Linked DNA regions of Homo sapiens: region 1 is linked to region 2. The links are chromatin loops, found by intact Hi-C in ENCODE. Cell type or tissue: tibial artery. All regions are shown on one strand. Each heading gives the region's core, and the rest is flanking DNA. Links, peaks and the distances in the headings are about the cores only.

Region 1 (16,233 bases), core at 2,919-10,918, 170 kb before region 2:
TGCGACCGTAGAGAATACTGGGTAGTCTTTTGGCTTTGTCTCTATAGTCCTATGCACTTTATTTTAGGCTGTGCAGTTTAACCTACGAGCCAGTAGATGGCACTCATGGGTAAGAGCTAGCTGTGGCCTACATGGCGGGCTGTATACTTGATCTTTGTTTACTGGCAGATGCTCTCTGTTGCCTTGGGCATTGAGCTTATTTAGGGAATATACAGAGGTCTTAGCTTCCTGCTCAGCCCCAGGGGGTTTGTGGCCACAAGGAGTGGGGCCAGACTAGGCAGATCTGCCTACAGGTCCCCCAGTGGCCGACACAAGAACCTCTTCTGAAGGAGAATTTAGTGGGCAGCACTGAGGTGTACCTAGGTGTGAAGTTAGGAAACATCCTCAATGACAAGTTCTCTGCATGAGATTAAGAGGTGGCCTAAACTCCTAATCCATGAGATTGGGTGATCACATGCCTGGATCTCTACACAAGAGGTGTGGGGAAACTCAGGCGGCTGAACAAGGCAAGCAGGTGCTCATCTGCCTGAGTGTGTAGCAGAGGGCCTCACAGCACCAAATCTATGTCCAGGAAGAGTGGGGCAGCTGAGACTGCTCAGCTAGATGAGTGGATGCTCTGAATGCCTGGAGATATGCCTGGGCATAAAGCAGAGAGAGCCTTTATGCACCAGGGTCTCTGCACAGGAAGAGTGGGGAATGTCAGAATGCTGATCCAGGTAAGCAGGTACTCCAAATGCATGGAGATCTGCCTGGTGTGGAGCAGAGAGGATTCCCCTGCACCAAATTCTTTTAATCAGCCAGATGACATCAAGAAAGCTGTTTGCTGATGTACTCTCCCCCAGGTTCTGGGGTGTCCTTCATGACTCAGGTGGATTTCCATTTTTCCATCTTGAATTAAAGCTCTCAGAATAGATCTTTATGCACTATTGTTACCGGAAAGGGGTCCAGATACAAACCCCAAGACTGGGTTCTTGGATCTTGCACAAGAAAGAATTCAGGGTGAATCTGTAAAGTGAAAGCAAGTTTATTAAGAAATAAAGGAATAAAAGAATGACTGTTCCATAGAGCAGCCACAAGGGCTGCTGGTTGCCCATTTTTATGGTTATTTATTTCTTGATTATATGCTAAACAATGGGTGGATTTTTTATGCCTCCCCGTTTTAGACCATAAAGGGTAAATTCCTGAAGTTGCCATGGCATTTGTAAACTGTCATGGCGCTGGTGGGACTGTAACAGTGAGGATGACCAGTGGTCACTCTCGTAGCCATCTTGGTTTTGGTGGGTTTTGGCCAGCTTCTTTACTGCAACGTGTTTTATCAACAAGGTCTTTATGACCTGTATCTTGTGCCGATCTCCTATCTCATCCTGTGACTTAGAATGCCTTAACCATCTGAGAATGCAGCCCAGTAGGTTTCAGCCTCATTTCCCCCAGCCCCTACTCAAGATGGAGTTGCTCTGGTTAATCGCCTCTGACATTATCTTGCTATTTCCAAGTGGCTAAGGAACAACAAAAGCCTCTAATCTGCCAAAAAAAAAAAAAATTCTAGATCTTTTAAAATTTCTTTCCACAATGTCTTGAAATTTTTAGAGTAAATTTAAACTTCCCTTGTTAAATTTGACTCAAATCATTTTATTCTTTCTGATGCTATTCTAAATGGAATTGTTTTCTTAATATAATTTTTTGATTCTCTATTGCATGCATATACAAATGCAATTGATTTTTGAACATTGATCTTGTATCTTGAGCTTTGACAAAATTATATATTAGTACTAATAATTTTTAGTAGATTCATTATGATTTTCTGAATACAATAATATATCATTTGCAAATAAAGTTGCTTTTTTCTTTCCAATTTACATGTTTTTTATTTCTTTTCTTTCCCTAATTTCTCTGGTTAGAAGTTCCATTACAATGTTGAATAGAAATGAGAAAGTAGCCATCATTGTTTCATTTCTTAGGGGAAAAACATCCAGTATTTCACCATTAAACATGATTTATGTTGTGAGTTTTTATAGTCTTCTTTTATCAGAGAGTGTTCTGTTTCTAGTTTGTTAAGTGTCTTTATCATAAAAGAGTGTAGAATGTCATCAGATTTTTTTCCACATGTATTGATATGACCTTGTGGTTTTGTTTTTTATTCTATTAATATAGTGTATTACATTAATTGATTTTTGCATGTTAAACAAACCTTGCATTTTGGGGATAAATCCCAGTCATGATGTATAATCCTCTTAATATGTTGCTGAATTAAGTTTGCTAGTATTGTGTTGAGGATTTTTGCATCTGTTTTCATAAGAGATACTGGTCTATTCTTTTATTGCGATATCTTTATGTGGCTTTGGAATCAGAGTAATTCTGACTTCATAGTATATATTAGAAAGTGTTCTCTTATATTTCATGAGAAGAATTGGTGTTAATTCTTCTTTTAATGTTTGTTAGACTTCACTATTGAAATCATCTGGTCCTGTGCTCTCCTTTTTTTTTTTTTTTTTTTTGAGACAGGGTCTCACTCTGTCACCCAGGCTGGAGTGCAATGTCATGATCTTGGCTCACTGCAACCTCTGCCTCCCAGCCTCAAGCAATCCTCTCACTTCACCCACCTAAGTAGCTTGGACTACAGGTGTATACCACCACACCTAGCTATTTTTTTTATATTTTTTTTGTAGAGATGAGATTTTTCCATTTTGCCCAGGCTGGTCTCCAACACCTGGACTCAAGTGATCCACCCACCTTAGCCTCCCAAAGTGCTGGGATTACAGGTGTGAGCCACCACACCCAGCCTGGATGTTCTTGATTACTGACTCAACCTCTTCAATTATAGGTCTGTTCAAATTCTCTATTTCTTCTTGAGCAAGTTTTGATAGTTTCTTTCTAGCAATTTGTTCATTTCATCTACATTGTCTAGTTCGTTAGTGCACAAGTGTTCATAATGTTTTTCTATAATCCTTTTTATTTCTGTAAGCACTATAGTAATGCCCCATTTTCATTTCTATTTTTAGTAATTTGAGTCTTCTCTCTTTTCCTAGTCAGTCTAGCTAAAGACTTGCCAATTTCGTTGATCTTTTCAAAGAGGAAACTTTTGGTTTCATAGATCCTCTCTATTTTTTTTTTCATTCTCTCTTCAATTTTCTCTCCCCTAATCTTTATTATTTCTTCCATCTTCTAGCTTTGAATTTAACTTGTTCTTTTCCTAATTCTTTGAGGTATAAGGTGATGTTATTGATTTGAAATCTTTCTTTCTATATAATGTATCAACAACTATACATTTTCCTCCGATCACCATTTTTGCTGCATCCCATAGATTTTTGTATGCTGTATTTTCACCTTCTTTTGTCTCAAAATATTTGAAAATTTTTCTTTTAACTTGTCTTTGACTCTTGGTTGTTTAAGAGTGTGTTTTTTAATTTCCACATATTTGTAGATTTTCCATTTTTCTTCCCCTATTGATTTCTTGTTTCTTTCCATTCTAGTTGGAGAACATAGCTTACATTTTTAACCTTTTTAAATATATTTGTTTCTTATGCTCTGTCATATAGACTATACTGGAGAATGTTCCATGTAGATTTAACAATAATTTATTTGTTGTTTAGCGGAGTGTTTTATTGGTGTCTCTTAAGTCTAACTGGTTTTCTATTTATTTTTTGATCTTTCATCTAATTGTTATATCCATTATTGAATATGGGGTATCAAAATGCCCAACTCTCTCTGTTCATTTCTGTCAAGTTTTGATTCATGTATTTCAGTACTTTCTTATTAAATATATGTATACTTATAATTGTACTATCCCCATGGTGGGTTCAATGTTTTACCATTAGAAAATGTGTGTGTTTTAAAGTCCTCTGTGTTTAATATTAGCACAGTCACTTAAACTTTCTGTGGCTGCTGTTTGTATGATTTATATTTTTTCATCCTTTTACATTCAATCATTTTGTATTTTGAAATCTATACTGTGAATTGTCTAGGTGGCATATAGGTGACTCTTATTTTATTATCCCATCTGACAATCTCTGCTTTTGACTGGATTGTTTAATCCATCCACATTTAATGTTATTACTGTTACAGTAAGATTTAAGTATGCCATTTTACTTTTTTATTTCCAATTTGTTTCATGTCTTTTTTCATCCTCTATTTCTTCTTTACTGCTTTCCTTTGCATTAAGTGAATGTTTTCTAATGAAACATTTCATTATTTATCATAACCTTTTTGTAATTTATTTTTATTTCCTTAGTAGTTGCCCTACAGCTTACTATGCACATTTTAACTTATCAGAATGATCTTCAGATTTATGGCAACTTAATTCCAATGAGATATAGAAATGTTACTTCTATAGCACTGTATTATGTTTTTCTCCTTTATGGTATTAGTGTTTTTTATATATGTATATATTGTCTTAATGTTAAAAACCCATTAATACATTGCTATAATTATTATTTTATACAAGTTTATGTCATTTAGAGAATCTGAGATAAGAAAGGAGAACAAAGATATATCCTCTGGAGAGGATGAGCACTGTGTCCTCACATGGCAGAAGGCAGAAGGACAAAAATGGTGCCTTACTAGTTGCCTCCAGCCCTTGTATAAGGTCACTAATCTCATCTATGAGGGGAGAATTTTCATGGCCTAATTACTTCCTAAAGGTCTTACCTCTTATTAATGTTATATTAGGGATTAAGTTTTAATATAAATTTTGGAAGGGACACATTCAAACCATAGCAGCATCCTTAGTTTTGAACTTCACTATTGCAAATAAAGTAAGTTTATTTGGGAAGAGAAAAGGATCTATCTGTTTTATGGCCTGCTTCTTCCACCAGGCAAAATCTCTGAGACAGATCTGGAGCTGGGGTTGGAGACAATGACACACTTGTCTTTGAGCAATACTCCTGCTCTAGGAGCTGAGCGCTCAGTGAATGTGGGGATAGACTTAGGTCTCCTTGACTCACTTCTCCTGTCATGGGACCACTGCCTTATGAGCTGGAGAAAAGGTAATTGGGGCCTCAGTATTCTAAGCATTACCATATCCAATTTAGAGCCTCCATTCCATGAGTGGGGACTGGCAAGAGAAAATGAGCCTCAACTTTTGGCCATACTCTCCCAACACTTAGCCTCAGCAACATGGAGCTGGGGGCAGGATAAGAAGTACTGATGTCCTGCTACTCCAGAGAAAGAAGTCCCCTAACTGAGAGCTCTGGGGAAAGGAAACCCTGTGCTCTTAGCTATTGAGAGGAGTTAGCCAGCTTGCTTTAGGCAGACGGTAAAGGAAGGGTCCTGAGAGAACCTCCGACCCACCCAGGTCATTGCCTAATCCACACATACCGCAAGTGCTTACACTAGATGTTTTGTGCAGATAAGGAAACTTGCACAGGGGGCTTGCCTAAACATGTCCACAGTTACACAGATAAGGGAAGTTATGCAGGAGACTTACCTAAACATGCCAGAAGTGGAAAATTCCATCCCTTGACACATGTGCAGTAAAGAAAATAAATCAATATGGAGTGACTCAGGCTAAAGGCCCACATGTGCACTGGAAGGATGGGGTAGAGCCACCAGGAATTTACACCTTAAGCAAATAAGAAACCCAGCCCCATCAGCTTTTATATAAATGACTTTATATTCAACTGTGAAATGATAACCTGCCTTCAGGATCCCTCTGTTTTCTGAGAGCTTTCCTTTTGCTTAATAAATTCTACGCTGCCCTACTCACTCTCCAATGTCAATGTGCCTGATTCTTCCTGATTATGGGACAAGAACTCAGACCTAGCTGAGCTAAGGAGCAGGAAGACTGCAACACCATGTCTGTCTACAATGTAGTTTCCTCCATCTTCCTGAATTAGGAGGGAGGGATAAAGGAGAACTCTTATATCAAATACCATAGACTGTCTTTCCTCAATGAATTTTGGTAGATTTTCTGAATATGTTTCTTCATTTGTTTTATGCTCTTAGGACCATTTTCAGAGACATTAAATAGTTGATTTTTAAAAATAATTTTTACAGGATTCACTGGAGAGTAGGTCCATGTAGCTCCTCACACTGTCATTCCAGAATTCAATATCCGCAATTACCAGGGTTTTTACTGGAGGCTGGCAATGCAAATACCTTCTGCCTAGCATATACCAAAATCATAGACTTTCAGAAGGAAAGCAGATGTTTAACATAAACCACTTCATTTGTATAAACAGGTTAGGTACAGTGAGCCACTCTTATGAGTTTCGGGAATGTTGGGAATTTTTCCCAAATCTGAGTTTCTAGACAGCAGCCAAGGGTCCATCTTGCAAGACCTTTCTAAGTACAGAACTCTGAGAATGTCTATGTTAACTCTTTTGTGCACAGTCCACCCCACTGGCCCTTAGTCAAGGCATCTTTACACGAAAATTAGTAGTAGGAGGACCCCACACAGCATAATGATACCAAACTGCAGTATTGGTCTCAGTTTATGCCCTTCAGGTTTTCTTAATTTAGCCAGTAAAAACAAAAGCCATTAGCCAGAAAGGTCTACCTTAGAAAGTTGGATTGTGCCCTCAAGTTCCCACATTAACCTTTATTTCTGGCTCTATGCAACAATTGAGACACAGACTAACTCTGGCTAACTTGTAAGCCTTGCAGGCTGACCTGAAAGCCTTGCAGGTTGAAGCAGTGTCATAATAGACAGGATACACACATAAGAAGTACAATCCCAGAAGGCACACATGTTACCCTTAGAAACACACCCCAAACTGAACATACATTCAGGCAATACAGGTTAAAGGATCCCCAGTGAATTCATCAGGACAAAATCACCATGGGGGACCTTTGCTCTAACATTTTCAGTCTAGTCCAATTAATTCAGTTTAGTCCTTGGTTTCAGAAGGATTGCCTAAAGACTGTTCCAAACAGTTTTGCTTGCCAATGACACCAGTTTATCCTACTCAGGACACTGGGAAGTGTTTTTGTGGAAAGTGCAGGAGCTAAGGCCACCCCCTACTGTCTCATAATCAGCATTGTCAGGTATAATCTTAGGCTCAGGAGTCAATTTTACTTCAAAGGGCTCATAGAAGCTTGGAAAGCCAGCATTGGCAGTCTTCAGGAAGAGAGGAAAGCTTCCAAGAACATTTTTGAAAAGCAAAGATCAGTAATGCTCTCCCTGATACCCATGCCTCCTCAGTTGTCAGGGTTTGTTTTTTCTCTGCTGTTACATCAGTGTGTTCCACTCATTGATATTTATATTTCATATTCAATAATCCCCCACATTTACCCAGACCTTTGTCATGATATGTTGTATGCAAAAGAGACATAAACATTTTTATAGAAAAATGTTTTTTATACAACTTAATGAGAAAGAAGTTATGTTCAAGAGTTCAGCAGGACAAAAATCATAATTTTTCAAAATAGTCTCACATAATCTTTCACCCTTTTGATCCTAATCATTAATCTGATGATCTGCCTAGAAAAGATTAATACATTTATTGGAACAGCAGCATTTAACAATAAAGTGTCTATATTTAATGTGATTACCAGAAGAAAGGTGAAGGAAGTCAGGCTGTTAGTACATTGTTGTGAACTGCAACTGATAGAGACAGGAGACAGCCAAGGGTCCCTAATGAAACCCCACCATCAAGCCTAAAATAGCCTGAAGCCTGAAAAACCAGACTGCTGGTCCCAAATGAAGCCTACTCTTTCCTGACTGATTCTCTGTGAATAATGCCCACCTGCTCACTGGGGGAAGGGGATGGAGCCACAGGAATTCATGCCTTGTGCAGCGGGGGAGGAGGCTGGCCTCTTCAGTTCCTGTGTGTTGGCCTGGTGTTCAATCTGTGAGTGGGAGCCTGTTGGCAGGACTCCCTCTCGCTTTGCTGAGAGTTGTTTTTCCTTTTTCCTTTTCACCCAATAAATTCTGCTCTTCACCCTTATATGTGTCCATGAGCATAATCTTTCTTGGTCGTATGACAAGAACCCAGTTGTAGCAGAACTAAAAAGAAAGTTCTGCAACATTTTTGGCATCCAGACGTGGGGCTTAAGGAGGGGTGAGTCAGATGTGAACCAAAAAACTGTTTTTCCTTTTGCTTCTAAGACTTTTTGTTCTCAGACTTCTTCTGAGGGTAAATGGTGCACAACCCTACCCTAACGGGTTTAGGTGAACATGGGATGGATTAGTCAATAGCAGCTCCCCGACTCCCTCCAGGCCAGGGCTGGGGTGCATGGCCCATGATCCAAGGGTGCCCAACGGTAGAAATCAATTAAGTTTCTCTCCCTGTTGGAGGAACACATTTGTATAAGAATAAGGTTCTTCCCCCAGGCATATTTCCGACCCTGCACTTTAAACCTTTTTATCCTTTTCTCTACCCTGTCAGCTGTTAACTTTTAAGTGAGAGGGTTTTTTTTTTTCCTTTTAGAAGATGTTTCACTAAGCCAGGAATGATAAGGATCACAGTTTATGTTATCTGTAAAGTTTTAATTATGAAAAAGGATTTGTGGGGTTGGTCTTAAGCTGTAGCCAATCTGGTGTGCTTTGCATGACTTTCTGTATGGTCAGTAGCAAACTTTGCTCCAGGCCTCCATCTTGTTTTACATCCTTGGGAGCGTGACCTGTAACCATGTGACAATGTTTTGTTTAGCCTCTGCCACTTTACAGTGGTGGCCAGATTCAATCCTGGCTTAGGGAATGAGTATTTTCAAGTTAATATCTATGTGACTTTTGCCATTTTCTGATTCTCTTTGTTAGGGACAAACTGCCCCCAAGAAAGCTTCTTGGTGCTGCCCACCCCTCCCCCTAATGCTCTGCAACTCTTCTCCGTGCCCATCCTTCCCCCAAGGCTCTTTACTTTTCTAAGCCCTTATCTAGGCACCATGGTGAAGCCAGCAGACTTCACTTATCAGACCTTGCTGCAATAAACAAAACCCCAATTACAAACCATCTGGACCACACAGGGGGAGATTGTGGGAAACATAAACAAACTTTACCTACACCCTTCTGTAATAAATGTCACAAGGTAATATGTGGCAAAATTAACCAGCAAACAATCCCAGGGTCTTTCTTCCCTCATGTAAACCCCTCATTTTGTATGCTCAGAGCTGCCTCCTCTGTGATGGAGCAGCTGTCAGGTTAATAAACTTCCTCGCCTGACCTTGGGTCCCTCTCTCATCCTTTCTCTCGGCTGACCTTATATTCTGGTGCCGAAACCCGGGAAGGCAATAGATTCTGGCTGGGACTCACTCTCTCTCTCTCTCTCTCTCTCTCTCTCTCTTCCCCTCCCTCCCCTATCACCCCTCTCCCGGCCAATCTCCTCTTTCCCAAACCTGCCAAAGACCCAGAGAATCTCCTAGACTCTCCCATTGCTGGCAACCTCATCCACCATCAAAGCCTCCACCAGGGTGAGTGAAAAGAGACTGTTGCCATTCCCCAGAACCCTTGACCATCCATCTCTCCACTTCCAAAAGACCCAGCGCTGGGCCAAGGGCTTCCTCCCATCTCTGAGCCTCCAGTTCCTCCATTTCAGGGATGCCTGACTCGGTGGTTACCTCCTTTATTCTGGAGAAGTTCCATGGGAAAGGGGACGCCCTCTCCCACCGTCCTTGTCATCAACAGTCTCTTCTTCCCCTACCCTCCCCTCCTCCATTCACTATAGGAGCCTCTCAATCTACCCCTTCCAAGACCACCCCCCTGGGTGTCTCCTCCGCAATCTCCATGCTCTCAGCCTCCATTCAGAAATCCATTCTAAGAGGTTTATCTTTTTCAATGTACTTAAAGACAAACAACTTTTGCCATCGAAATGGGAAATGGTCTGAGATTCCTTATGTTCAGGCTTTCTTCACTCTCTGTAATCACTCTTCCCTCTGTCAGTCCTGTTCTACTTTCCAAATCCTCTTCACCCACTCCAAACCTGACTTGCCTCCTGCCCCCCTCCCCACAGCCCCAGCTGAAGACTGCTCTTCCTTCGACCCTGCCAATTTTCCCCTTCCCTGAAAGCATCATGATCCTCCACCAGAGCATCATGATCCTCCACCGTATGTCCCCACTCCAGCTCTACCTCTCTCCCCTCCTCTCTCCAACCACCCTGCTTCTGACTCTGAGTCCTCTCTCTCTCCACCCCTCACCTCCTCTCTGGCCCAAGATGCTCAGCAACCAGCTCCCTTGCTTCCTCTCCAGGAAGTAGCAGGAGTCGAGGGGATCATCCATGTCCATGTCCCTTTTTCCCTCTCCGATCTCTCCCAAATTGAGAAATGTCTCAGATCCTTCTCCTCTGATCCCGATACTTATATCAAAGAATTTAAATATCTTACCCAATCTAATGAACTCACTTGGCATGATCTCTACATTATCCTCTTTTATACCCTCCTTCCAGAAGAGAAGAAAAGAGTGTGGCTCACAGCACAGGCACAAGCTGATGATCTTCATTGGCAAGATCCTACTAAGCCTGTAGAAGCCGCTGCTGTTACCTGGGAAAAGCCTTCCTGGGAGTACCAACCCACAAACTCCAGCCAAGCATCCCATAACCATATAATTACTTGCGTCACTGCAGGCATTAACAAAGCTGCCCATAAGGCTGTAAATTTTGAAAATCTTAAAGAAATTTCCCAAAACCAGATGAAAATCTTGCTCAATTCCTTTTCTGCCTTACAGAGGCTTTCCAAAAATATACCCACATTGACCCTGCCTCCCAGGAAGGAACTATTGTTCTTAATACCCATTTTATCTCCCAATCCACACCCAATATTCGGCACAAGCTTCAGAAGCTTGACGACAGCCCTCAAACCCCACAACGAGACCTTCTTAATTTAGCCTTCAAAGTCTTTTAACAATCGTGATGAGGAAAGAAAGGCAAAAACAGGCAGAGTTTCAAACGCTTGCCTCTGCCATCAGGGGCCCTGCAGGCAACAGGGCGCAGCTCCACATGGAAGCCTCCTAGCAATCCACCTCCACCTGGTGCCTGTTTCAAGTGCGGCAGTGAAGGCCACTAGTCCAGACAATGCCCTAACCCAGATAAGCCCACCAGGCTGTGCCCCTCTGCGGAGGACGCCACTGGAAGTCAGACTGTGAGTGGCCCCCACAAGGACTGCCCCCATCCCTTCCTGAACTGGCCAAAACCTCCTACTCAGATCTCATCGGCCTTGCCACTGAAGACTGATGGTGCCCTGGAACGGACGCCCTGGCAACTACCATCTCTTCATCCGAGCCAAGGGTAACCCTGATGGTGGCAGGTAGGCCAGTATGTTTTTTTTTTTCAATACTGGGACAACCTACTCTGCTTTACCTAATTTTTCAGGACCCACCAAGTCCTCCCAGGTCTCTGTTGTAGGAATTGATGGGCAAGTCTCCAAACCCCGAGCCACCCCTCCACTCTTCTGTTCCCTGCACACCTTTTCCTTCACTCACTCTTTCTTAGTCCTGCCCTCATGTCCAACTCTACTCCTAGGCAGAAACATCCTTTCAAAAATCCACACTACTCTCCACCTCCATGGTGACCTACTTAGGAATTCAACTTTCTCCTGGGGCCCGGGCTATGACCCAAACCCAAGTGGCACTAATAGATAAATAATCTGCCCTGCCCTCCTCCAACAGCGAAGTCCTTTCCTTCCTAGGACTAGCAGGCTTCTTTAGAATATAGATTCCCAACTTTGCCCTCCTAGCTCACCCCCTCTATGAAGTGGCAAAAGGCCCTCTCAGTTAATCCCCAAACTCCTCACATAACATACTCCCCAGCTCCGTGAACTCCAAACTGCTCTTGTCACTACACCAGCTCTGTCCTTACCTAGTATCTCCCAACCTTTCATTCTCTATACTGCCGAAAGCCAAGGAATAGCCCTCAGTATCTTAGGGCAGCAGAAAGAAGACCCTCCTTCCTTTGCCCCTGTAGCCTACCTCTCTAAACAATTAGACAACACAGTCAGAGGATGGCCAACCTGTCTTAGAGTGCTAGCAACAGCAGCCACTTTAGGTCCAAAAATAACCAGGAAACTAACATTCAGTCAAAATAACACTGTCTACAGTCCTCATAATCTACAGGATTTCCTCTTCTCCTGAGCATTAGGCTCCCTTCCTCCTTACCGGATTCGATCATTCCATGCCCTCTTTATCGAAAATCCCGAATTCAGTATTGCCAAAAGTGCTCCCCTCAAGCCAGCATCATTACTCCCCGTATCCCCTTCCCCTCCTACTCATTCTTGCACTGACATCCTAGATCACCTGCAGCCACACTTTCCAAGCATTTCCTCTGAGCCTCTCACCGACCCCAATGACCAACTATTTATAGATGCCTCCTCTTCTGGGCCCACTGGCTCTCCCAAAATTGCTAGGTAAGAGGTTGTTTCCCTTGACCAAGTAATTGAAGCTAAGCCCCTACCTCCAGGAACCTCCTCTCAAAAAGCAGAACTCATAGCTCTCACCAGAGTCCTAACCCTTTCTAAAGGCAAATGGATCAACATTTACACAGACTCCAAATATGCATATCACATTCTTCATTCTCACACCATCATCTGGCAAGAGAGGGGATTCCTCACTGCCAAAGGGACGCCTATCACTAACGGCCCCTTATTTACCAACTCCTTCAGGCTGCACATCTCCCAACTGAGGCAGGAGTTATACACTGTCGGGGACATCAAACAGAGACAGAAAGGCCTTTGAGGGAACAGATTAATCTCAAGAGGGAACAGAAAGGCCAACAAGGCAGCAGAGAACAGAATCTCAGGAGGGAACAGAAAGGGAATCTGAAGAGGGAACAGAAAGGCCAATGAGGCAGCAAAAAAGGCCTCCCTTTCTTCCACTCCTGCCTCCCTCCTCCTCATTACCCCTGCAATCCAAGCTCAATACTCTCCCACTGAAAAGGCTTTATTACTACAACAAGGAACCTTCCTCCAGGGGGACAGGATAGTTAAGGACCAGAAGCTAGTCCTTCCCCAGCTCCAAACCGACAAAATCCTGACATCTCTCCACCAATCCTTCCGTGCTGGTGCATGTCCCCTGTATCTCCTCTTCTGCCCATATTTCTTCTCCCCTCACCTATTCACCTCACTAAAAAACATAACTTCAAACTGTCATATATACTCTGTCACCTCCTTTCAAAGAGCCCTCCACTCCCCATCTATTCCTACACACCAGCTAAGAGGAGCACTCCCAGGAGAAGAGTGGCAAATATACTTCAGCCACATGCCTCCTGTCAAAAAAACAAAATTCCTTCTCACTCTTACAAACACCTTCTCTGGGTGGGTGGAGGTATTTCCTACCTCTTCAAAAAAAGCCACAGTAGTATCCCAGATCCTTATCACAAAAATCATCCCTAGGTTTAGTCTCCCTCACTCCATTCGATCAGACAATGGCCCTGGGTTTATCTCCCAAATCACCCAACAGGTCTCCCAGTCCCTCGGCGTCCAGTGACACCTTCATATCCCATATCGACCCCAATCATCAGGAAAAGTCAATAGGGCAAATGGAATCCTTAAAACTCAGTTGACCAAACTCACTCTAGAACTCCAGAGGCCCTGGACTTTCCTCCTACCCGTAGCTCTAGCCTGCATCAGAGCCAGCCCAAAGGCACTCTCTTTCCTCAGCCCATTTAAATTAATGTATAGACGCCCTTTCCTCTTACAAAATAGGCCTCCTTCTAATTCTCAATCAGGGGAATACCTCCAAACACTTTCCCCCATCTGCCATCTCCTCCACAAACAGTCAGACCAGGCCCTCCAAAAACCACATAAAGGCCCTTGACACCTCCCACCTCCTTAACAAAAATTCAGAGTACTGTAATGGCTGACACCTCCCCTATTTATCCCTCTTCTCTTGGCTCCCCTCTCCATACACCATCCCTATACACACCACCCATGACGGTCTCATCCCAACATCCAACAACACTCCCACATGAATCTTAGTAAACAGAAAACGCTTCCTCTTACACTGGGAAAAAAAAAAAAAAAAAAAAAAAGCCTCCCAGCTTAAACCAAACACCCTTTAACAACCACTTATAACAGCAGCCCTAGCTGGGACCCTAAGAGTATGGATGCTTGAGAATAACAAAATAGTACATCTTTTTAGCATACACAACCAGTTCTGTCTACCAAGCCAAGGCATACTTTTCCTATGTATACCTCAACTTATATTTCCCTCCCCTCTAACTGGACAGGCACCTGCACCCTGCTTTTCCTCAGTCCAAAAATCACTGTTGCCCCAGGAGACCAGCCCCTACTAATCCCAGTTAATATCCCTATCTGACACCACCATACTATACAACTCATACCTCTGTTAGTAGCCCTCAGAATAACTACAGGAGTTGGAACTGGGATTGTGGGATTAACCACCTCCGTTTCCTATTACCAATCCCTCTCCAAAGACTTCACGAATAGCTTGGAAGAGATAGCCAAATCCATTACAACTCTCCAATCACAAATAAATTCTTAGCAGCAGTAGTTCTTCAAAACTGCAGAGGCTTAGACCTATTCACAGCCAAAAAAGGAGAACTCTGCCTTTTTCTAGATGAACAGTATTGCTTTTATCTTAACCAATCTGGCGTAATACAAGATACTGTAAAAAGACTAAAGGACCGAGCACAAAAAATTAAAGAAAATGTCCCCTGATGGCCAGCGTGGCCCTCCTGGTCCTTTAGTACCTGGTTTCCATGCCTAAAGCCCCTCCTAGGCCCGGCTGTAACCATTCTTCTTTTTCTAGCATTTGGCCCTTGTCTCCTAGGCCTTCTCACCCAGTTTTTACAGGACCTTATCAGAGCCTTCATCCACGGGACAATACAAGATATGATGCTGCTCCAGGAATACCAACGGCTCCAAAAACGGCAGTCCCTGCTGTCTAGCCTTCCCCCACAACCGTTGCCCCTTCCCAGCAAGAAGCAGCCAGACGACAATGGAGCCCCTCTTCTATTACCTATTAAGAGGTTTGAATGTTGGGGACAAACTGCCCCCAAGAAAGCTTCTTGGTGCTTCCCACCCCTCCCCCTAAGGCATTGAAACTCTTCTCCATGCCCACCCTTCCCCAAGCCTCTTTACATTTCTAAGCCCTTATCTGGGCACCATGGTGAAGCCAACAGATTTCACTTATCAGACCTTGCTGCAATAAACAAACCCCAATTACAAACCATCTGGACCGCACAGGAGGAGGTCATGGGAAACATAAACTTTACGGACACTCTCCTGTAATAAACGTCACAAAGTAATATGTGGCAAAATTAACCAGCAAACAACCCCAGGGTCTTTCTTACCACATATAAACGCCTCATTTTGTAAGCTTAAGGCTGCCTCCTCTGTCTGTGATGGAGCAGCCGTCAGGTTAATAAACTTCCTCGCCTGACCTTGGGTCTCTCTCATCCTTTCTCTCAGCTGACCTTACACTCTTCCTCTCCATGAACAACTTCTAGCTTTTTTTTTTCCTTAAATCTTCCTTTCTCTGGGTTATTTTTAAAGCTTCTAAATTTTGTAAGAACTGCTTAACCCCTCTGAAAATACCTCATACAATGGCAGTTAAATCATAATCTTAATTGAGGCTTGTTGGTTTCACCTATGAAGTTACCTTTAGTGAAGTTTGAAAGCCAGAAATACTGACCACTTGGCATGGCTAAAGTCAGGTAATAAAGAAGTTAAAAGGATTTTCTTAAAGATCACTCAGCTTAATTGCAAGTGGATAGTGGATACCCAAGTTATAGGTACATTTAAAAGGCCTTTATGTTTTTCTTTTCTTATATATATATATATATTTTTTTTTTAGACGGAGTCTTGCTCTGTTGCCAGGCTGGAGTGCAGTGGCCTGATCTCGGCTCCCTGTAGCCTCCGCCTCCCAGGTTCAAGCGATTCTCCTGCCTCACCCTCCCGAATAGCTGGGACTACAGGCACACACCACCATGCCCAGCTAATTTTTGTATTTTTACTAGAGACAGGGTTTCACCATGTTGGCCAGGATGGTCTCAATCTCTTGACCTTGTGATCTGCCCGCTTGGCCTCCCAAAGTGCTGGGATTACAGGCTCGAACCACAGCAACTGGCCACTTGTATCTTCTTTTACTGGAAAAAGTGTTTTTTTCTTAGTTGACTGAATTCTCTTTTCTCTATTTTGTCTTGCCACTCTTAATGCATGCACGAGTGGCCAATAATCCACTTCTTAGGAGATTGGCAAATGAAAAATCTTATGGCTGCTGTGTTTTCTCCTGCCTGTCTGTGTAGTTATGTATGTATTGTGTGATGTCTATAAAAAAAAAAGAGCTCTAATTAATTGGTCTAAAAGACAAGCGCTTGAATCAAATATTTTTTAAAGGGGAGATAAAAGCTG
Region 2 (16,233 bases), core at 4,638-12,637:
TTTGCTGAGGATGGTGGCTTCCAGCTTAATCCATATCCCTGCAAAGGACATGATCTCATTCCTTTTTATGGCTGCATAGTATTACACAGTGTATATGTACCAAATTTTCTTTATCCAGTCTATCACTGATGGGTATTTGGGTTGGTTCCATGGCTTTGCTATTGTACATGGTGCTGCAAAAAACACACGTGTGCATGTGTCTTTATACTAGAATACTTCATATGGGATTGCTGGGTCAAGTCGTATTTCTGGTTCTAGATCCTTGAGGAGTTGCCATACTGTCTTCCACAATGGTTGAACAAATTTACATTCCCACTAACAGTGTGAAAGTGTTTCTATTTCTCCACAGCCTCACCAGCATCTATTGTTTCTTGACTTTTTAATAATCACCGTTCTGACTGGCGTGAGATGATATCTCATTGTGGTCTTGATTTGCATTTCACTAACGATCAGTGATGTTGAGTTTTTTTTCATATGTTTGTTGGCTGCGTAAATGTCTTCTTCGGAGAAGTGTCTGTTCATATCCTTTGCCCACTTTTTGATGAGGTTGTTTGTTTTTTGTCCTGTAAATTTGTTTAAGTTCCTTATACATTCTGGATATTAGATGTTTCTCAGAGGGGTAGATTGCAAAAATGTTCTCCCTTTCTGTAGGTTGCCTGTTCACTCTGATGATAGTTTCTTTTGCTGTGCAGAAGCTCTTTAGTTTAATTAGATCCCATTTGTAATTTTGGCTTTTGTTGCAATTGCTTTTGGCATTTTTGTCATGAAGTCTTTGCCCATGCCTATGTCCTGAATGGTGTTGCCTAGGTTTTCTTCTAGGGTTTTTATGGTTTTGGTTTTTACATTTAAGTCTTTAATTCATCTTGAGTTAATTTTTGTATAAGGTATAAGGAAGGGGTCCAGTTTCAGTTTTCTGCATATGGCTAGCCAGTTTTCCCAGCACCTCTTATTAAATAGGAGATTCTTTCCAATTGCTTGTTTTTGTCAGGTTTGTTGACAATCAGATGGTTGCAGGTGTGTGGTGTTATTTCTGAGGCTGAGACTAAATTTTCATGTCTATTACACTGAGATGCTCTGAAGAGATAAAAGAGCCAACGTCTGATTTCAATCATGTTCTTAATGTTGTTTACCTTGGCCATAGGAAATGCAAGAGATGGCTCTGGAAGAAAAGACAGTCTAGAAGAATCCCCTTTTTTAAATGGAAAATATACTGGCTTATTGTGAAACAGTCAACTCTCTACTGGTTGCTTCACAATGTAAGTGTACCAGGAAGGAAAGTAAGTCTATCTATTATCACTGAATTACAGTGAAAAACAGTTAAGTGTTTATTTGTGCCAAATAACAGTTATTTTTGCTTAAACCATAACTTATTTAAATTTTAGTTAGAGCTGTACAGTTTTAGGCTCTCTATCTACACATAGAAAATGAGATCACAAATTGTTGGAATTACACCATTTGTGGCATCCATTATGTAACAATAAAATGATAGCCCGGAAATATACTTTTTTCCTAAAATTGCAACAAAAATGATAAAATACACAAGAATAAACAATATAAAATGTGTAAGATGTGTGAGAATAAAATGTAAAATTTTCATAGAGGAAATGATAGATAAATGTTGAGTTATATGGCCACATTTCTGGCTTAGAACAGTCAATATAGTAAATACGACAAATCTCAAATATTTCAAATTAACTTTAAATGTAATGCTACTTTAATCAAAATTTTGATGGGATTTTTTCAGAGGTTGACTCTAACTCTAAAAGTTCATCTGGGAGAATAAAAACTGTGAGAGAAATCCCAGATAAAAATACTAAGTTTAATTAGAAGGTAATCTACCCCAAAAAATTCTAAAATATACTCTAAATGTATAATAATTAATATACTGGCAAAAATAAAAATATATAAGTATTCTAGTGAAATGAATAAGAAAATCCAGAGACAGGATAAATATGTGAAAAATATGTGAAAAATATACTAAAGGCAATATTTCTTTTATTATTATTATTATACTTTCAGTTCTATGGTAAATGTGCACAATGTGCAGGTTTGTTATGTATGTATACATGTGCCATGTTAGTGTGCTACACCCATTAACTCGTCATTTACATTAGGTATATCTCCTAATGCTATCCCTCCCCCATCCTGCCACCCCATGACAGGCCCCAGTGTGTGATGTTCCCCTTCCTGTGTCCAAGTGTTCTCATTGTTCAATTCCCAACTATCAGTGAGAACATGTGGTGTTTGGTATTTTGTCCTTGTGATAGTTTGCTGAGAATGATGGTTTCCAGCTTCATCCATGTCCCTACAAAGGACATGAGCTCATCTTTTTTATGGCTGCATAGTATTCCGTGGTGTATATGTGCCACATTTTCTTAATCCAGTCTATCATTGACGGACATTTGGGTTGGTTCCAAGTCTTTGCTATTGTGAATAGTGCCACAATAAACATATGTGTGTATGTGTCTTTATAGCAGCATGATTTATCATCCTTTGGGTACATATCCAGTAATGGGATGGCTGGGTCAAATGGTATTTCTAGTTCTAGATCCTTGAGGAATGGCCACACTGTCTTCCACAATGGTTGAACTAGTTTACAGTCCCACCAACAGTGTAAAAGTGTTCCTATTTCTCCACATCCTCTCCAGCACCTGTTGTTTCCTGACTTTTTAATGATCACCATTCTAACTGGTATCAGATGGTATCTCATTGTGGTTTTGATTTGCGTTTCTCTAACAGCCAGTGATTATGCACATTTTTTCATGTGTCTGTTGGCTGCATAAATGTCTTCTTTTGGAAAGTGTCTATTCATATCCTTCGCCCACTTTTTGATGGGGTTGTTTGTTTTTTTCTTGTAAATTTGTTTGAGTTCATTATAGATTCTGGATATTAGCCCTTTGTCAGATGAGTAGATTGCAAAAATTTTCTCCCATTCTGTAGGTTGCCTGTTCACTCTGATGGTAGTTTCTTTTGCTGTGCAGAAGCTTTTTAGTTGAATTAGATCTCATTTGTCAATTTTGGCTTTTGTTGCCATTGCTTTTAGTGTTTTAGACATGAAGTCCTTGCCCATGCCTATGTCCTGAATGGTATTGCCTAAGTTTTCTTCTAGGGTTTTTATGGTTTTAGGTCTAACATGTAAGTCTTTAAGCCATCTTGAGTTAATTTTTGTATAAGGTGTAAGGAAGGGATCCAGTTTCAGCTTTCTACATATGGCTAGCCAGTTTTCCCAGCACCATTTATTAAATAGGGAATCCTTTCCCCATTGCTTGTTTTTCTCAGATTTGTCAAAGATCAGATGGTTGTAGATGTGTGGTGTTATTTCTGAGGCCTCTATTCTGTTCCGTTGGTCTATATCTCTGCTTTGGTACCAGTACCATGCTGTTTTGGTTACCGTAGCCTTGTAGTATAGTTTGAAGTCAGGTAGCATGATGCCTCCAGCTTCGTTCTTTTGGCTTAGGATTGTCTTGGCAATGCAGGCTCCTTTTTGGTTCCATATGAACTTTAAGCAGTTTTTTCGAATTCTGTGAAGAAAGTCATTGGTAGCTTGATGGGGATGGCATTGAATCTATAAATTACCTTGGGCAGTATAGCCATTTTCACAATATTGATTCTTCCTATCCATGAGCATGGAATGTTCTTCCATTTGTTTGTATCCTCTTTTATTTCATTGAGTAGTGGTTTGTAGTTCTTGAAGAGGTCCTTCACCTCCCTTGTAAGTTGGATTCCTAGGTATTTTATTCTCTTTGTAGCAATTGTGAATGGGAGTTCACTCATGATTTGGCTCTCTGTTTGTCTGTTATTGGTGTATAAGAATGCTTGTGATTTTTGCACATTGATTTTGTATCCTGTGACTTTGTTGAAGTTGCTTATCAGCTTAAGGGGACTTTGGGCTGAGACGATGGGGTTTTCTAAATATACAATCATGTCATCTGCAAACAGGGACAATTTGACTTCCTCTTTTCCTAATTGAATACCCTTTATTTCCTCCTCCTGCCTGATTGCCCTGGCCAGAACTTCCAACACTATGTTGAATAGGAGTGGTGAGAGAGGGCATCCCTCTCTTGTGCCAGTTTTCAAAGGGGATGCTTCCAGGTTTTGCCCATTCAGTATGATATTGGCTGTGGGTTTGTCATATCAATGGGGCAAAGATGGATTATTCAATGGATAGTTTTGGGTAACTTTCAAAAAATTTGGAAAAGAGAAATATACCTGGATCACTATATTATATAAATGGTATGGTTTGGCTGTGTCTCCATCCAAAATCTCATCTTGCATTGTCATAATCACCAAGTGTCAAGGGTGGGACCTGGTGGAGATAACTAAATCATAGGGGTGGTTTCCCCCATACTGTTCTTATGATAGTGAGTTTTCATGAGATCTAATGTTTTTTGTTTGTTTTTTGAGATGGAGTCTCACTCTGTTGCCCAGACTGGTCTCAAACTCCTGGCCTCAAGCTGTCTTTCCAGCTCCACCTCCCAAAGCACTAAAATTACAGGCCTGAGCCACTGTGCCCAGCCTGAACCCTTTCAATAGCCTCTGACCTGTCTCCCCATGTTCACTTTGGCCCCCCTCTAATCTGTTCTACCATTCTAATCAGAGAAACATTTTCTTAAAATATAAATGTGATCATATCACCACTCCTTCTCCTCACTCCACTTTTCCATCCATCCCCTTTATTTAAAGCTATCAATAACTTTTCATTATTTTTAGACTAAAAAAAATCCGTAAAAAGAATTACCAGGCATTGCATGGATTCTATACCTCTCGAGTCACATCTTATACCATGCACCACTGTGGTTTTTACATTCCAGCCATGTTGGCCTTCTTTTAGTTTCTCTAATGTGTTAAGTTCCATCCACCTACAGAACCTCTGCATATGTTTTCCATTTTTCCTATAATACTCCATGACCTGGGTAACTCCTAGTCTTCCTTGAGAGCTCACTTTAATATATGATTCTTTTAGGAAAGCCTTCCCTAATCCCTCCCTGCCCACCAACTTGATCACTTATTAGCTCTCATAGCATTATGTACCTCTACTTCACAGCATTTAGCACACTCGTAATTTTACTTTTGTTTTGTGACTCTTGTACCAATGTCTGTCTTCTGCTTTCACAAGTACTACCTCTCTGTTCCCAGAACTTCTAACCCCAACAGTTCACATGCCTCAATATGTGGCACAATGTATGTTGCTCAATTGATATTAACTAAATTAATGAACAGTTGTGATGATTCAATGAATTAATGCATGTAAATTACCTTTGCATAGCGTCTATCACATAATAAGTCATCAGTAAATATCACTCCTCATCATATTATTCTATTCCCTCTTCTCCAACCAATGTGAAAAATCTTCTATTTCAAATGTGAAAATTTTTAAGACCAGTTATGAAATATCAAATCATTTTATATTGTATTAATAACCTGATGAATATCATTCATCTTATTCTTTTCCAAATTAAACAGAAAAAATACTAAATTGTATTCACCATGTTTTCATTTCACTGACAGAACATTCTTACAATTAATTATCTTAATACAAGCTAAATCAAAGTTCCAGTGCCTTTTTTAATGGATCGGCTTTGTGAGCATTTTTTTCCATGTGGCCTTTTGTCAGATTATTATTAAATGTATGAGATTTTGATTTTTTAATTCAGTGATTGCTAGGTTTATATTTTTATATAACTTTAATAGAATCTTTCCCTTGGGAATTGTAATGCATGTTACAAACATCACAGCATATCAATAGTTGGTTCCCCTTTTTTATTCTTGAAGAAATTGTGACTCAAAAAGAATAAGTGACTTGGTAAGCATTGGTATAATTATAACAACCAGATCTTAGTAACCTCTATAAATAAGTTGAGTGATGTCCAACCTTTTGCCATTTCATGACAATTTCTTAGAAAAATTATGGGTTGCTTGTAATACCAGAGAGAGGGAGAGAAAATGGTATATTAAAAAGACCACATTTCAAATACTGCTCTGTGATGCCCATATGCTAAACAATTTCATGCTTGGCAACTTCATTTTTAGATATTTTTAAAGAGTTTTCAAAATAAAAATAATTGATGTATGTAATAACCATCCTATATTAGGAAACTTAAGGTTTAGAAATACGTTAAATGTTACTATCACCACCCTTTTCTGGCCTTTTGGGATATATTTTTTCTTCTGTATGTATCTACATGTATGTATTTCTTCTGTTCATGCCCTATTGATGTTGAGAACTATTTGTGTATTTTGAAGTAATTCTGTGTAGTCATTAACTTAAGAGTATGCTGTTACCATAGCTGGTTTACTAAATTCATGGTCCATTCACTTTGCAGAAAGCTATTAATATTAGGTTGATGCAAAAGTAATAGTGGTTTTTGCCATTACTTTTTCACCAACCTAATATCTCAAATGCATGGTAAGCAAACTGCATTCTTTCTTTAATAAACAGTCTACAAAACTGTTGTTCATTATCACTCTGGTGACCTGGCTCTTGGCTCTTCATTTCAATGGCTAACACACTCTATTCAGTTTTTTCTTTACATCCTTTTTTTCTTTCCCTTTTCCATTTCTTTTGTAGAATATCAAGGCTGAGATGATTTTATATATCCACCTGAATTCCAAATTGACTTGGCTCCATGTTGCAGAAGAAACCAACAAATACATCCTTAAGTTCAAAGTCCAGATCAGCACTGTACAATAGAAATATAATGTAAGGTACATATATAATTTTAAATTTTCAAATAGTTTGTCCAGAATACCGGTGTTCCAGCATTATGCTGTGACTGGAATTTATGAATAATAGATTCTATAAGATTAACACAATAGTTCTATTACTTTCAAATTAGCTTACCACTTTAGTTCATTTTTCACCTTTCTTCATTTTATCTGCAAAATATTAAAATTACCAGTTACCTTTCTTTGGGGGAAGAGTCATAGGATTTATATATTTTTATCAAGTCTTTTTCTAACTTACTATATTACAATACCTACTAATTTACAATGTTCTTCAAATGATATGCTGCCCATCCTATAGCCAGATTCCTATAATTAAAGAATGTGTGCATAAAATCATCAGCAAGCTTGGGAGAAGAATCAATCAGCATCAAATTGTTCTTTTCCCTTTTGTTGACTTAATAAAACCACATACATTAACTTAGTTCTACAACCAAGGACCTATAGGAAATCAGGCAATGGATCAAAAAGAAATAGAATGACTTCTGCTTCTGCTCTGGGCTAATATTCTAGAATATGTATGATAAATTATGTTAATGGTTGTAACAAATTTTGAAGAAACTCAGTCGAAGAACTTGGAAAAAATCTACCACCATCAAAATAGCAGAAAAAAGCTTTGGAAGCCAAAGTCATCCATTTAGTTTATTATATAAGTGCTAAAATTAAGATGTTTGGAGAATACCAGTATAGTACTAGGAGATATTGAAGAGATAAGTATCTATAAGTTACTAGATGTCATACTTTCTCTATTAGGTTATATTCTTACTATTATATATCTTAGTATATAATATATAATTATATATAATATATAAGAAATACAATAATATATGATATACATTACATATAAGTCATAGCATATAGTTTATATAGCTTCAGAACAGATGAAATGAAACTTGGGATGATTCAGGGAAGAGAAATAAATCCTAATCACAGGGATATAAAAATAGATTCCATGAAGAAAAGTTAAATAAATCAGTGTGTTTTAGTGGTAGAGTTACATAATTATTACAACTTAGTATTTTTAAAAAATTATACAAAAAGGCAGTTGAAAATTAAAAATAAAATTGCAAAAATACGTGTTTAAGTTGAAGCTGGAGAGCTTGAATTATCTATAAAATAAAATATATGACCAGAATTGGCTATTGAGGAAAGTGATATAGTTTCCACCTTTTAATATCTTAAACTGTGTCCTGGAGGCTTAAGTATTCAAGCCTGAAGTAAGAAGTAGAAACAAATTGCTTTTTTTAAGTAGCTTTCCAACTATAAGATTGCATAATTTTTCATTAATGTGGACTAGAGAGTATGTCTAGACAGTACTTACCTGTGTGTAAGATATTGCCCTGAAAGAGCTTGTAACTTTTACATTTGTCCCGTGATGTGGAGGAGTGATTTATCTACCAGTGAAGGAGATGAGGAAGGGCAAAAGAAACCCATTCTTATTTTCAAAGTGGAAGAGATTTAGCTACTCAAAAGCCCAGGTCATTTGACACTAGGGGTAATTCACTAAATGGTAAAAAGAATAAACAGTCGTATTAATCACATCTCTAACAATTTACCCTCAAATTCATGTATATTGTTAACAGATAGCTCCCTGGACTGAAAACTTTGGGTATTCTAGAATGGAAATTCCTAGGAATAAAAGTTGGCCCCTGCCATCTAGTGGACACCATAAGATTATTTTCTTTCTAATATTTACCTATATTTTGGTTTTGGAAAACAGAAACCAAATTAATACAGGACTTGGTGAATCATTGTCAGTACTATATTTCTTTATTTTGCTCAGAACTATACCTTTCCTTTTTAATCAGTGTTTCATATGTTGGTCACGCCACAGAGGTGGAATGAATCCCCCACCCTCAACCTCAACTTTGGTTAAGAGGTCAAGACACCACATACACACCAGGACACTATGAAAATGTTTATTATTTGCATAATGATGCTTTCCGGGGAGAGCAAGACAGGCATTCCTGCCGATCCAAAAATAACTTGAGGTCAGGGTGTGGTGGCTCAGGCCTGTAATCCCAGCACTTCGGGAGGCTCAGACAGGAGGATCTCTTGACCCCAGGAGTTCAAGACCAGTCTGCACAACATAAGGAAAACCTGTCTGCATAAAAAACTAAAAAATTAGTAGGGCATGGTGGCAGGCATCTGTGGTCCCAGCTACTTGGTAGGCTGAGGTAGGAGGATCGCTTGAGCCCAGGAGGTCGAAGCTTCAGTAAGCCATGATTGCACCACTGCACTCCAGCCTGGGTGACAGAGTGAGACTCTGTCTCAAAAAAAAAAAAAAAAAAAAAAAAAAAAAGCTTAGTTTTTCTAATATTTAGGAGCTGAGGCTGGGATTAAGTTTCTAGCATATGAGGGAGAGGGAGGAGGGTAGAGCTTGAAAACTATCAGCAATCAAATATCTAAAGTGGAGTCAGATTATTTATTACCCTTCTTAAGGGATATTTTGCCCTATTAGACTAAATTTAAGTCTATATAAGGAAAATGAACTACATAATTTACATTGACTATCCTAGTAGACTAAGTGGGTTATTCTGCTAGATTATATAAAGATACTATTGCTGATTCTGTGATACCAATATTATGGAATTGCAGAGAAGAAATATTTCTATTCAAGTTTATAATGTTTTCTAATGTATAAATACTTAACAGACTGAAAATTTCAATTTTAAAGCAGATAAATTAATAATTGATAACTCACATTATAAAATAATCACATTACAAAGTAACCTTTACTTAATAACTGACTTTTTTTAAAGTAGTGAGATTTTTTTAGACTAATGATACTTTGCCTATAAGGTAACCATTTTTCAGTGAGAATATATGATTTAGAAACAAATAGGAATGACACGCATCTCTTGTGAATACATTTATTGCAAGGATCATGGTATATTTTTAGTTTACTACTTGCACAAACAATGAGGAATATCCCCATTTTTTATTGTTGCTGCTATTATGTTCGACTTCAATTCCTTTTTAGGTATAACCTACACTTTTAACCTAGACTATGTTGAATTATTTATTTTTTAACATCATAATTCCCTTTGCCTTTTGGAAACAACCTAAGTGCCTTAAGCTATAAGAGTAACTTTGAATTTCCACTGCTGGATTATCACTCAATTGCTGAATTTCTTAATTTTAATAAGAATTGTGTTTGGATAAACCTTTTGTCAATTGCAGTAGATTTATACTTACTATAAAAAACAACAACAGCACAGAAATATAGTGGCTTTAAAATACTTAAAATTAGGGAACAGGAACACTGACACATTGAAGGATCTGACTATGAAAAATGTTGAAACATTGATATATAGAGAAAGAACATTCACTGAATTTGATTTAAATACAGAGTAAAAACAAAAGACTTGAAGTCTGAGCAGGGCATATCCTTACTTGAGTTTGACTATTTTAGTTTCAGTAGTAGTATACTCAAACAGAATCATACCAAGGATAATGGATATTGTGCATCAAATGTTGACTTACTGGCAGAGATTGCATAAGAAGAAAATTAATGAGTAATAAAGGTCAGCTGTTGTTGATGCAGCAAACTTTTTTTAAAAAAAATTCCAGATCTAGGTAAATTATGGGAGAAAGTGTTCATGTAGTGACCCAATATACGAGAAGCAAGATTGTTAAGGACATTATTGTTTAATTGTACATTTGCACATAAGATAGCCTTTTACAGTATTAATGATATTGTTTTGTTCTATATAAATCTTTTTGTGTTTTATGCTGTTTTTAATGGATATCACACAGCCTTAATTGAAAGTGTTTGGTCCTTAGGATAAGGCACATTTTAGAAAAGAAAATTTTAAGTTGTGGGAAATGGGCACTTATTTATTTTTCTTCTCATTTGGATTAAGCACGTACATAAGAGCCTGTTAGAGGCTAGAATGGTGGGAATGAAACAAAACAAGTGGATATATACAAGATACCTTTAGGAAGTAAAATCAACAACTTGGCTACAGGAATTGAGGGAGATAATGTGTCAAGGATGACTTCTAGGCTTCTGGCTTATATAACAAGATGGATTTCATTGTAATTTTCAATGAGATATGGAACACTGGAAGAGGACCAGAATTTTAAGGACGAGACTAAGAGTTTGGTCTGTGGACGTGTAGAGTTAGAGGTATCTGTGAGACATCCTAGGGAGTTTCACATAGTTTCCTCTTAGCCTGGAGCTCAGAGAAGAGGACTAAACTGGAGATAATTTGTGAGTTATCTGCATTGAAATGGTGTTTGAAGCCATAGGCATAGATAGGTGAGAACAGCTAGGACAGTGGTTCTCAAACATGAACATCCATCAAAATAAACTGGAGGGATTATTAAAACACAGATTGCTGGGGCCCATTCCTGAAGTTTCTGACTCAGTAAGTCTAGTGTGCGGGCTGAGAATTCACCTATCTAACAAGCTCCTGGGTAATGACCACGCTGGTGATCCCAGGTCTCTGAGAACCACTGGCCTAAGGAAAGAGTTTAAAAGTGATAAGAAGACCCTGCAGAAAACCAACATTTAATGGCTGAGTAGATCCTGCAAAGTAAACTGAAAGAATGTCCATAAAGGTGAGCAGAATTGCACTAACACTATAGCATCATTATTTAATATGTTCCTAGGATTCTATAGCAGAGATCTATAAGCACAGACAACACGCAGTACTTTGTTCTTAAGGAGCAAAAGCTGTTGAACTTTCTAAATCAGGGGTTGTTGTTACACATACAATTTAGCTGTATATAAGGTGTTTGCTTCAGAGATAAGAATATTTGTAGAGGTAAGAATATGTGTTGACTAATGTCATCAATGAAACTTTGACTATAACAGGTTCTTATGTTCATGTTTAATCTAAATGAGAAGAAAAATAAGTAATTGCCCATTTCCCAAAACTTAAAATTTTCTTTTATAAAATGTGCCTTATCCTAAGGACCAAACAATTTTTTTTTTTTTTTTTTTTTTTGAGGCAGAGTCTCACTCTGTCACCCAAGCTGGATTGCAGTGGTGCGATCTCGGCTCACTGCAACCTCCGCCTCCTGGGTTCAAGCAATTCTCCTGCCTCAGCCTCCCGAGTAGCTGGGACTACAGGCGCGTGCCACCACGCCAGGCTAATTTTTTGTATTTTTAGTACAGATGGGGTTTCACCATGTTGGCCAGGCTGCTCTCTATCTCCTGACCTCGTGATCCATCCGCCTCGGCATCCCAAACTGCTGAGATTACAGGCGTGAGCCACCGCGCCCAGCCATGGACCAAACACTTTCAATTAAGGCTGTGTGATATCCATTTTGTTGTGTTTCTCAATGTAAAACTAAGAACTGGGATAACTTTGAAACCTGACACAATGAATCTACTCAGCATTCATCAATAGCCACTATGCTTTCACTGATATTTAAGATTATAGAATGAACAAGAAGATATTCTATTTACCAGTGTTCTGTGTTGTTGGAAAGCATTAGGAAATCATTGAAACTAACTGCCTTGATTGAAGTGAATGGTAAACTGCTTTGTACAGGCTGATATTGCTTACCATAATGATTGAACATATTTTTTTTGTTAGTTTTATGTACATTTACTTGAATTTTAAAAGAATGTGCAATAAAACTTACAAATTGTTTCTTGCTTATCTTGATTATTCTACGGTCTATAAGCTGACTACAGCACAGTGCCACAAGTTAGTTTAAAGCTTATCATTCTTTCAAATAGATCATGCTTGATCTGCTTGTATATTAAGCATGATCCCTATGGAAGTCGATAGATGGAGTTCTCCTTTTGTAACAAAAATACCCCATGTGAGTAAAATATGCCCTATAAGGCATTAATTCCAATTAGGGAAAACAATACATTATTGATATTTTAAACTACATCCTACAGATTTTAAAGTGTGTTGACTAATGTCATCAATGAACCTTTGACTATAACAGGCTATTACATTCATGTTTAAGCTAAATGAGAAGAAAAATAAATTATCTATAATTTCAAAAGGGAAGTTGTTTACATTTGTAGTAAACATGCGAGAAGGAAGGGTTGTTCTTCCCTTAGTGAGTTTATTCAGCCCACTCTCAATTTTAATCATGCTGAATTTAATCCTGTCACATTGCTAGTGGCTATAATTTATGCCTCTGAGACCCAAGCACAACAACATTCTGTCTTGAGAAAAAAAATAATTTCTGTCTTGACAACACTTAAGTAATAACTCATTATAAAAAGAAAAAAATCTGACAATATCAGAGAGGCTGTCAGATTATTCCCAGAAAAGGGCATAGTGATAAGTGTAGCTAAAAGTCCCCTGGAAAGACTCTGAAGAATATCCTGACATAGAAACAATAAATGTTTTCTATTCTGTCAAGAAGTGTAGTAGGAAGATTGTTTGGCATCTGGGAGAAAAATCAAGATTAAAGGTAGAGTATTGTTTTAAATAAAGAAAAATATATGAAATGTGTTTATATCCTAAAAGGAAAGAATCAATTTAAAAAGGACGAGATGAAAGATACGTCACTAAAAGAAATGGCTGAGGAAGCAAATGAGGAAAGAGAGGATGAGATCAAAGACATATATGGGGAATTAGGTTGTGAAAATGAATAAATAACTGAGGATAGGTAGGTATGCAGGCAAGGTTGAAATATGTCATTACACACAAAGTAAATAATACACTAAGCCTGAGACATTTGACTGTTTGTATTAAATAACATCAAAACAGTGTGAATGTTTTAAAGCAAAAGTGATTTAGCCCAGACTTTTCATAGAGATACCTCCTTCTTAACTTTCAAATTGTCAGCAAACCCTAAGGGAATGCATTCCATAGTCAGCAAAGCAGTAGCAAAACTATGATAGATTCAAAGAATCTTGATGTCTGCTTTGTTCTCTCCATCAACATTATTTTTTAATCAGAGAAATGTTAGAATTTTTCTATGATAAACCTTTGTTGGTTGAACTTGAAATATTTAAGTTATTATATTAAAATATAAATGAAGACCTAAAACATTTCTTATTACCCTTTTCCAGTAATTTTATGTAATTTAAAAATTTATCAGGTATCATCTAGTTAGAAACAGGTAGCTATAGTCTGTCATTCTTTTTCTCTGAAAAAGTTGCATGTCTGGTGATGATTTTATTAGAAAAATGAAAGAAGAGGAATATATAATTGTTTTAACTAAAATAAATCTTTGTCTACATAGAAATATCATAATTGATTATAAATATACAACTAGAAATGAAAATAAAATCATTGAGAATAGATTGGTTTGTGTTACATGATGTTACATGCTGTTTTTTCTTTTGAAAGTGAGTGAAGGATATTGAATAATTTGAAAACAGTAATAATTGATAAATAAAACTATAGTAAGTTTAAAAGATTATGACTAAAATGTCATCTAAATGCAGTTTCTATGATCTAAGTGGTTATGAAATAATATCTAATAGGAAAATGCTCATAAAGTAAATTTGATTTTACTTTAATTTTAAATTACATACAATATAATTTTCTCTTAAAGAAAATTTAACATATATTCAGATAAAACTTTTCAAAGACTATGCTCCTCTTTATTTTAATAAATGTGAAATCTGAGACACTGATTGAATTCAATTTTGTGCCCCAGATCTGGAAATATCTATTAGAATAGTTAAGACTTTGTATAACCCTGATTCTCCACTCTATGTATAAAAGTATTTCTTAATAAAGCGATGCATAATATTTTGGCAAAATATTGTTTTTTACTTTATACCTTATGTAATCCAAAATTATTTCTCTTATCAACATATTTATACAAGGCCATTTACTCTTAAACTGAAGAATCAATGCTCTGCATAGAGTTGACAGGGTTGTAGGTTTGTTTGTGTTTTAATTCCATTAGCTATATGGAAGAGAAAAGAGATCCACACATATAACAACATGGATTGTCATGTTCATATGTTAATGGTTAGGATGTCTGAAGAAACTTTGTTATTTATCTCACAAATCTAAGTAAATGTTGCATGAAAAGAGAGCAACAGAATTATGTTGTATAATCAAATCAGAAGTACTTGATCTTCTGTATAGCTTTACTTATAAAGACTCAGCAATTGTAGCAGCCCAGTTCAGTCATTACAGAAAGTATGCACGCCCTTTGTGTCTGTTTGAAAAGTCAATCATCATTTTCCTCTCAGTAAAATAGAAAATAGAAAGATACGGAACTCCAGATACAAGCTACTTTCACCTGTGAGCAAAGTTTGTTTGGCCAGTGAGATACCCTAAAAACAACTCAGAAAATTCTTCTTACAGGTTTATAAGAAAGAAAGTGGAAGATAATAGAATCTTCTTTGATTTTTGGTTTTTAATACAGGATTATAAATATTCTGGGCAATAAAATAAAAAGCCAGATATGGTAGAGCACAATAGTTTAAAATTAAAGTATTTGCTTCACCTACTAACTAGAATATAAAACAGAGTGCCAAAGTTAAGGAGACAGAGTACCTCAAGGTACAAAATCACAAAATAAACACCATAGATATTTGTCTAAAGAAAAACATGAATGCACAGCCACTAAAATTTATGTTTCAGAATTAAATAAAATCTTTGATACACTAAGTATGTCTGTCTTAGAACCAAAAATATTTATATTGGTCTCTATCAATATGTTGTCCAATTTATTTAAATGCACATATCTATTCAAAGTTTATCTGTATGTATTTATATTTCTTAAGTAGGCCTCATTCAACTGTAATCCTTATGAACCTCAACAACTTGACTTTCTAGTGAGTTTAAAATTTCAGTTCCTATATTTATATAGAAACTTTTCAAGTTTAGCCTATTTTGATCTCATTTTACATCCTATCTCCACAAGTATTATATCTGTAACTAAAGCAATATGAACAATTTCAAAGATATTTTTGCTTGATTTCTATATAAAAAGCAAATAGATATAAATTTCACTTCTAACTAATATAGAATAATAAATATGATTTACCATCTTAAAATATTTTAAAATCTGAACAACATATATAAAAAAAGGATTTTCAAGACATTGAAGATCAATCAATGAAGGACAGTAGTCCCAGAGAATCTGGAAATAAAGGAGTTGGATCATTACGCCTACTTATATTTTTCAGCACACAGAAAAGGGAAGGAGAACCTAGGTGGAACAAGGCAGACTCCCTGAGTTGAGGAAACAAAGTTAAGCATCTGCAGAGACCAAGGGGGCTAAAGTTTATAGAGAAAAATCCCAGAGAGTGGAAGACTATGCAAAGAGTGAGCTCTGTAGATCTGTACAGGTTCCCATCCAGTATTCAGTAGAGCACTGTTTAGGTCATGTCTGGAAGAAAAGTCCTCAATGCTGGTAAAAGAACCACATGAAATGATTAGAGAAAATATATCCAGAGCTCACAATAAGCTTGAAATAGTTCCTATTCCCAGAAACCATACTGAAAAACTGTGTAATTTATGGAGCATTGATAAGAGGGTCTTGCTTCTGTAGAAGGTAATAATTTAGAAAATATTATTCTTCATTTTTTGAGACAGAGTCACACTCTGTTGCCCAAGCTGA

The links. A loop is a pair of places that touch in the nucleus more often than their neighbours do. Peaks named below come from ENCODE experiments on the same cell type or tissue, not always from the same donor. Only the 100,000 strongest peaks of a DNase experiment are listed, where the experiment ranks them.
Region 1: a loop joins it to region 2, with 6 times the contacts of the local background. A loop is called at or near these places in 61 of 110 quality-filtered maps.

What each region holds. Positions count from the first base shown.
Region 1 is chrX:84,729,811-84,746,043 of GRCh38, forward strand. It overlaps the pseudogene TEX16P. Among named protein-coding and RNA genes, the nearest start is that of HDX, 240 kb to the left of the region's middle. In tibial artery, for the core only: no CTCF peak of the experiment used is centred there; no DNase peak of the experiment used is centred there; H3K4me3 peaks cover 285 bases; H3K27ac peaks cover 4,126 bases.
Region 2 is chrX:84,899,163-84,915,395 of GRCh38, forward strand. No RefSeq gene overlaps it. Among named protein-coding and RNA genes, the nearest start is that of APOOL, 97 kb to the right of the region's middle. In tibial artery, for the core only: a CTCF peak has its summit at 8,352 (motif pointing left); no DNase peak of the experiment used is centred there; H3K27ac peaks cover 1,414 bases.